Regions from separate parts of the Homo sapiens genome. Here region 1 is linked to region 2. Evidence: read pairs that join two places in POLR2A ChIA-PET (ENCODE). Cell type or tissue: Panc1. All regions are shown on one strand.

Region 1 (4,000 bases), 220 kb before region 2:
TGTATGCCTCTGTAATACAAGAATCACTAAAGTTAGAGGTGGAAAAATTCTAATTGCCTCAGGTCCATCTCCTCCCTAGAGAGTGTAAATGATTTCCTCTGCTCTCGACATAATCCTAATCGGGTACAATTCCATCTCCCACTGCCACAATCAACTCTCCCTCCCTTTGGCCTGCCCTTGCAGTAGATGCAGGGCCATTAGCAGCCGCTTCTTCCTCCCTGCTCCAGGGAAGGGTGGCGGAACAGAGGCCAAGCCCCACAGCTCTTTACTTCCCTCTGTGCTGTCTCTGGGATCATACTCAGAGAATCTCAGCAAACCCCAATATAAGACCTCCTCTCCAATTTTTAAATGTGTGGCACAAAAGGCTTTTAAATTTTTTTTTTAATTAATGAGGAATTTTGCTTTTCACATAACACACATACACATATACGCACGAGGGGGAAAGAACTGAAAGGAAAACAAAAATAATGACATCTTTAAATGACAGAATAAGAAATTTAAATTTTCTTCTTTTGATTATTTTCTTTCAAAATATAAAACTAGAAACAAATTAATTTTCTTTTTTTCTGAGACAGGGTCTTGCTCTGTCACCCAGGATGGAGTACAGTGGTGCGATCACAGCTCAACCGAAGCCTCAACCTTCTGGGCGCAAGCTGTCCTCCCACCTCCACCTTCTGAGTAGCTGGGACTACAAGCATATGCCACCATGCCTGGCTTTCTCCCTGTGTTGCCCAGGCTGGTCTTGAACCCTGGGCTCAAGAGATCCTCACGTCTCAGCCTCCCAAAGTGCTAGGATTACAGGTGTGAGCCACCGCGCCCGGCCAAAACAAATTAAATTTTAAAAATATCTATGACTAATTTTACTTTGGCTAGCTTTTTTTTTTTAATCAATAATTTCTGGGTAGGTTTTTAAATTCCTCTAGGAATATGGCTATACAATGAAATAATATGAATCATTAAAAAATTACTCACATAATATTATTTTTGACATACAAAGAGTTTCTGATATTAAATGAAAAAAAGCAGATGACAAAATAAAATATGATCCTAACTTTTGCTTAAAAAAAGTACGTATGGCTGGGCGCAGGGGCTCACACCCTGTAATCCCAGCACTTTGGGAGGCCAAGGTGGGCGGATCACGACATCAAGAGATCGAGACCATCCTGGCCAACATGGTGAAACCCCATCTCTACTAAAAATAAATACAAAAATTAGCTGGGCATGGTGGCACACACCTATAGTCCCAGCTACTTGGGAGGCTGAGAATCGCTTGAACCCAGGAGGGGAGGTTGCAGTGAGCTGAGATCACGCCACTGCACTCCAGCCTGGCAACCGAGTGAGATTCAGTCTTAAAAAAAAAAGTATATATGGACAGAAAAAGGAGGGGTATGGTCAGGAAGCTCTAACCATGGGGTAACTCTGGATGACAGACAGTACCTGCTCCTTTGTTCTATTTCCTAATTTTTCTAAGATGGACATGTGCTTCTCTGTAGTAAAAAGAATATTTTTTTCTCAACTAAAAATGTATCAAAGGAATAATTTTAAGATGAGTTGTTACTAAATGAGAATAGATAATATTGTTTGTTCTCTATTCTTGAAAAACTTCCATTGTTTTCCATTCCAAATGCTATGTGTATTTTTTATCATCTGCTTTGTAATTATAAATTTGTGTTTAAAATTTTAAAAGTAGTTCCACATGTATCTCTTGTCAGAATGAGTTAAATCAAGTTAACCTTGTTTAAAAAAAGAAAAAAATGCCTCCCTCCCCCACAAAACAGACTTGTAAAAATGAATAAATCCTTGATGTTTTTCCCCCTTATTTGTATATACACAATTTTCCAAAAGATCCCTTGGCATTTAGGGTGTGGCATCTGGCGACAGCTCTTTCTCTGTCCCCCTGGAATGCCCCCATTGAATCTCCTCACAAAGCTGCCCTCCACCAAGTGGGGCAGGACAGTGACATGCCCCCCAGCCCCGGCAGGCTGGCAGTACCATTCCACGGCACTTAATTGCTTTCAGTGGGTATCGCTGTTCAACCAAAGCTTCATGCTGCAGCCTTGCAGCAAGAGAACAGACAGAGGATTTTTTTCCCTGTTACCCATCAGCAGACAGGAAAATCCATTCCTAACCAGAGACCATAAAGTGAACTTAGCAGTCTCCTTTTTGGTCTTTCCCGGTTCACTAGTCAAACTTGCTTAACTTATGTTTCTTTCTTTATGAATTCTGGCTGACTTAAGAGTAGACACTGGCAGAGGAACCCTTGCAGAAGGGTGGAGAGGCTGGAAAGGAGTTATGGAGGTGAAACTGGCTACAGATGCAGTTTGATAACATCTCCTAGGGTTGTTGGGGTGGACACTCTGCTTAAGAACCTGGCTGCATGTGTATTTCGGAGTCAAGTCTAAATTATTCTGGGCTGACAACCATTTTGTATTACCTATACTTCTCTTACTTTCTCAGTGTAATCTCACAGTCCATTATACTTCTGTGTTACTTTATAACTTTTTTTTTTTTTACTTTATTGTTATTTATTTATTTTTTGAGACAGGGTCTCATTCTGTCGCTTAGGCTGGAGTGGCAAGGGAACTCAGCTCACTGCAACCTCCGCCTCCCAGGCTCACGTGATTCTTGTGCCTCAGCCTCCTCAGCAGCTGCAACTACAGGTGCGTGCCACTACACCCATCTAATTGGTTTTTTTTTTTTTGTATTTTTAGTAGAGACAGGGTTTCACCATGTTGGCCAGGCTGGTCTCAAAATCCTGAGCTCAAGTGATCCGCCCGCCTCAGCCTCCCAAAGTGCTGGGATTACAGGTGTGAGCCACCGTGCCAGGCCAATTTTTTTTAACTTATTTTTAAGAGACAAGGTCTCACTGTCACCCAGGGTAGAGTGCAGTGGTGTGAACGCAGCTCACTGCAGCCTTGATCTCCTGGGCTCAGGTGATCCTCCCGCTCTGGCCTCCTGAGTAGCTGGGACTACGGGCATGCACCACCACACCCCACTAATTTTGTTGTTGTTGTTGTTGAGATGAGGTCTCACAAGGTTGCCCAGGCTGGTCTCAAACAAACTCTGGTCTCAAGCAATCCCCCTGCCTCAGCCTCCCAAAGTGCTGGGATTACAGGTGTGAAATACCAGAGATGGCCAAACTTTAAAATTTTAAAAGTACATTCTCCCGTTAGGTAATCAGCATCTGCTTGGCGCAGTGGCTCACAACTAAAATCCTAGCTACTTGGGAGGCTGAGATGAGAGGATTGCTTCTTGTGAGGTCAGCCTGGGTAACACAGCGAGATCCCATCTCTAAAAAAAAAAAAGATAGCCAGCATCTAACTCTACTAGTTTTTTACCTGGCCACCAGTCATTTTTTCAATAGTTCTCTACCTAAAGGTAAACCAACTTCTAACTTTTATACTGCAATATATATGATCTATTTCACAGCTTTTACAATTTTTTAAAAAATTTAATTAAAATAAATTTTTGAGACAGGTATTACTCTGTCACCCAGGCTGGAGTACAGTAGAGACCAGAACTCACTACAGCCTCCAACTCCTGGGCTCAAGGAGCCCACTTTAGCCTCTCTAGTAGCTAGGACTACAGGTGCACACCACACCTGGCTAATTTTTAAATTTTTTGTAGATATAGGGGGGTGGTCTCACTTTGTTGCCCAGGCTGCTCTCAAACTCCTGGCTTCAAGTAATCCTCCCACCTTGGCTCCCAAAGTGCTAGGATTACAGGTATGAGCCACCACACCTGGCCAACATGGTTGTTTTTGTTTTGTTTTGTTTTGTTTTGTTTTCCCCGTTTTAAAGAAAATCTCATGCATTGGTTTTCATGTTTGCCAAGTATTTCTGCTTCTTCTCCTTCTAGGCATGTGGGTAGGCTTGAACTTCCTGACCCCCTTGTGACTGGGTGAGGCTTTGGGACTAAGTCTAACTAATGAATTGAGATTGGATGTGATATATGTCACTTAGAGGCCAAAATGTGTCTTGCTAATATGAGACCCTCCATT
Region 2 (4,000 bases):
TCCTCGGCCTCCCAAAGTGCGGGGATTACAAGTATGAGCCACAGCACCCAGCAGAGATCACTGCTTCTCAGCATATGGAGAGCTATCTCATTCTTTAAATGGCTGTTCCAGAGTTCACTATGGTCTGTCATTCACGATCTCGGAATCTCAACAGTTGAGGTATCTTTCTTCACTTTTTATCAATATTTAAGGTAAGGCAGAACACACACATACACACACAGACACACCTTTTCCATCCAAGATACGGCTTCAGTTATTGGTCCTAACCTCAATAGTGTTCATTCAGGCAGGAGAAGGAAGACTGCTTCATCTGAGATGTGATAATACAGGGGAGAGGAGAAGGCACAGCTTCAGGTAGAGCCAACTAGAAACCCCTAAATTTCCAAATTCCTGCTAGGCCCACTCTTCCCAGAATCTCTCTCCTTTTACGTAAGTGTGTTTCTACAAGCAACCTGCATGTTCTGCAAGCAAGAAACAATGCAACAGGTAAAAGGAATGAATAAGTAATTAACCCCCACCAACAACATACACAATACAAACAGTCCAGGTCCACCAGATGACTCCACTGGTAAATTCTGCCAAAGATTTAGAGAAGAATTAATATCAACTTTTCGCAAACTCTTCCAAAAAATAAAAGAAATAATTTCTAATTCATTCTATGAAACCAGTATTACCATGATATGAAAAGCAAAGGTAAGACAAGAAAAAAAACAACTATAGACCAATATACTTTATGCATATACAAACAAAAATCCTCAACAAAATACCAGCAAACAGAACCCAGCAACATATAAAAAGGGTTATACAGGCCTGGCGTGGTGGCTCATGCCTGTAATCCCAGCACTTTGGGAGGCCGAGGCACGCGGATCACGAGGTCAGGAGTTCAAGACTAGCCTGGCCAACAAAGTGAAACCCCGTCTCTACTAAAAATACAAAAAATTAGCAGGGCGTGGTAGAAGGCGCCTGTAATCCCAGCTACTCGGGAGGCTGAGGCAGGAGAATCACTTGAACCTGGGAGGTGGAGGTTGCAGTGAGCAGAGATTGCGCCACTGCACTCTAGCCTGGGTGACAGTGTGAGACTCTGTACTCTGTCTCAAAAAAAAAAAAAAAAGAAAAAAGAAAAAAAAAAAGAAAAAGTCGGGGGGGAGGTGGTTATACACAATGACCAAGTAGAATCTATCCCAGAAATGCAAGGTTAGTTATACACAAGAAAATCAATGTAATACAGATTATAAAAATTACTACATGATCATGTCAATAGACACAGAAAAAGCATTTGACAAGATCCTTTTCATGATAAAAAAAAAAACTCAGATTTGGAATAGATGGAACTTCCTCATCTTGATAAAGGACATTAACAAAAAACCCCACAGCTAACATCATACTTGATTAATGGTAAGTGACTGAACTAATTCCTTCTACGATCAGGAACACGACAGAGGTGCTTACTCTCACCACTTCTATTCAACACTGTATTAGAGTGCAAGCCAGGACAATTAGGCAAGAAAAAGAAGTACAAAATAAAAGGCCAGGTGTGGTGGCTCACGCCTCTAATCCCAGCACTTTGGGAGGTCGAGGCAGGTGGACCACCTGAGGTCAGGAGTCTGAGACCAGCCTGACCAATATGGTGAAACCCTGTCTCTACTAAAAATACAAAAATTAGCCAGGCGTGGTGGCGTGCACCTGTAGTCCCAGCTACTCGGGAGGCCAAGACAGGAGGATTGCTTGAATCTGGGAGGCAGAGGTTGCAGTGAGCCGAGATCATGCCACTGCATTCCAGCCTGGGTGACAGAGTAAGACACTGTCTCAAAAAAAAAAAAAAAAAAAAAGAAAGAAAGAAAATACTTCCAGATTGGAAAGGAAGAAGTAAAACTGCCTCTATTCATGGATAGCATGATATTGTATACAGAAAACCTTAAGGAATGTGCTAAAAATTACTAGAACTATTAAACAAGTTCAGCAAGGTTGTAGGGTACAAAAACAATATGCAAAAGTTATTTGTATTTGTATATACTAGCAAGGAACAATCCAAAAACAAAACTAAGGCCATGCATGGTGGCTCATGCCTCTAATCCCAGCACTTTCAGAGGCCGAGGTAGGAGGATTGCTTGAGCCTGGCAGTTAGAGACCAGCCTAGGCAACAGAGCAAGAACACCCATCTCCATACACACACACACACAAATTAGCCAGGCATGGTAGTGCACACCTGTAGCTGCAGCTATCTGGGAGGCTGGAGCAGGAGGATGGCTTGAGCCCAGAAGTTGAAGGTTGCAGTGAGCTATGATCACATCACTGCATTCCAGCCTGGGCAACAGAGTGAGACTGTGTCTCAAAAAAATAAATAAATAAATAAATAAACAAAATAAAAAATGAAAGTAAGAAAAACAATTCTTTCACAGTAGCATCAAATATAATACAATGCTTCATTTAACAAAGGAAATGAAAACTTATACTCTGAAAACTACAAAACATCATTGAAAGAAATTCGAGAAGACCTACATAAACGGAAAAATATCCAACATTCATGGATCGGAAGACTTAGTGTTGTTGAGATGGCAGTATCCCCAAATCCATCTACGGGTTCAGTGCAATCCCTATGAAAATGCCAGGTATGCTGTTTGCAGTAATTCACAAACGGATTCAAAACTTCACGTGGAAATGCAAGACACCCAGAATAGCCAAAACATTCTTAAAGAAGACGAGCAAAGTTGAAGGTCTTAATTTTCCTGATTTCAAAACTTGCTACAAAGATATAGTCACCAAGTCAGTGCGGCACTGGCATAAGGACAGACATTTGATCAATGTAATAGAATTGAGAGGCCTGAAATAAACTCTCACATTTGTGGGCATTAATTTACTTTTCTTTTTTTTTTTTTTTTGAGACAGAGTCTTGCTCTGTCGCCCAGGCTGGAGTGTAGTGGCACGATCTCGGCTCACTGCCAACTCCACCTCCCAGGTTCACGCCGTTCTCCTGCCTCAGCCTCCCGAGTAGCTGGAACTACAGGTGCCCGCCACCACGCCCAGCTAATTTTTTGTATTTTTAGTAGAGATGGGGTTTCACCATGTTAGCCAGGGTCTCGATCTCCTGACCTCGTGATCCGCGTGCCTCGGCCTCCCAAAGTGCTGGGATTACAGGCGTGAGCCACTGCGCCCAGCCTGTGGGCATTAATTTTCAACAAGGGGGCCAAAACAATTCGATAAAGGAAATAGTCTTTTCAGCAAATGCTGCTAAAAGAACTGGATACTCACACGCAAAAGGATAAAGTTGGAGCTCTTTCTTATATCACAAACAAAAGTCAATTCAAAATGGATCACAGACCTAACTGTAATAGCTAAAACTATAAAACTTTTAGAAGCAAACATTGGAGTAAATCTTTTGACCTTGGATTAGGCAAAGGTTTCTTCCATACAATATCAAAAGCATAAGTAACAAAGGATAGGTAAATTAGACTTCATCAAAATTAAAACCTTTTGTGCTGGCTGGGCGCAGTGGCTCATGCCTGTAATCCCAGCACTTTGGGAGGCTGAGGTGGGCAGATCACCTGAGGTCAGGAGTTCAAGACCAGCCTGGCCAACATGGTGAAACCCCGTCTCCACTAAAAATACAAAAAAATTTGCCGGGCGTAGTGGTGGGCACCTGTAATCCCAGCTACTCGGGAGGCTATGGCAGGAGAATTGCTTGAACCCGGGAGGAGGAGGTTGCAGTGAGCCGAGATCACGCTACTGCACTCCAGCCTGGGTGACAAGACCAAGACTTCGTCTCAAAACAAAACAAACTGTTTGTGCTGTAAACAATACCATCAAGAAAGTAAAAAGAAATGCAAAGCAAAATCACTTTTGAGATATCACTTTATACCCATTAGGGTGACTATTAATAAAAAAAAGAAAACAGAAAATAAGTGCACAAGTGTTGGTGAGGATGCAAAGAATTTGGAATCCGTGTGCATTGCTGGTGGAATATAAAATGAAGCAGCCGCTGTGCAAAACAGTACGGCGGTTC

What was found. Peaks named below come from ENCODE experiments on the same cell type or tissue, not always from the same donor. Only the 100,000 strongest peaks of a DNase experiment are listed, where the experiment ranks them.
Region 1: POLR2A ChIA-PET joins it to region 2 with 10 read pairs; 2 of 35 experiments call an interaction of 5 or more read pairs at or near these places.

The regions. Positions count from the first base shown.
Region 1 is chr10:102,804,748-102,808,747 of GRCh38, reverse strand. The region is part of intron 2 of WBP1L (WW domain binding protein 1 like); the gene reads right to left. Among named protein-coding and RNA genes, the nearest start is that of CYP17A1-AS1, 26 kb to the left of the region's middle. In Panc1, no CTCF peak of the experiment used is centred here; no DNase peak of the experiment used is centred here; H3K27ac peaks cover 767 bases.
Region 2 is chr10:102,587,272-102,591,271 of GRCh38, reverse strand. The region is part of intron 3 of SUFU (SUFU negative regulator of hedgehog signaling); the gene reads right to left. Among named protein-coding and RNA genes, the nearest start is that of TRIM8-DT, 54 kb to the left of the region's middle. In Panc1, no CTCF peak of the experiment used is centred here; no DNase peak of the experiment used is centred here.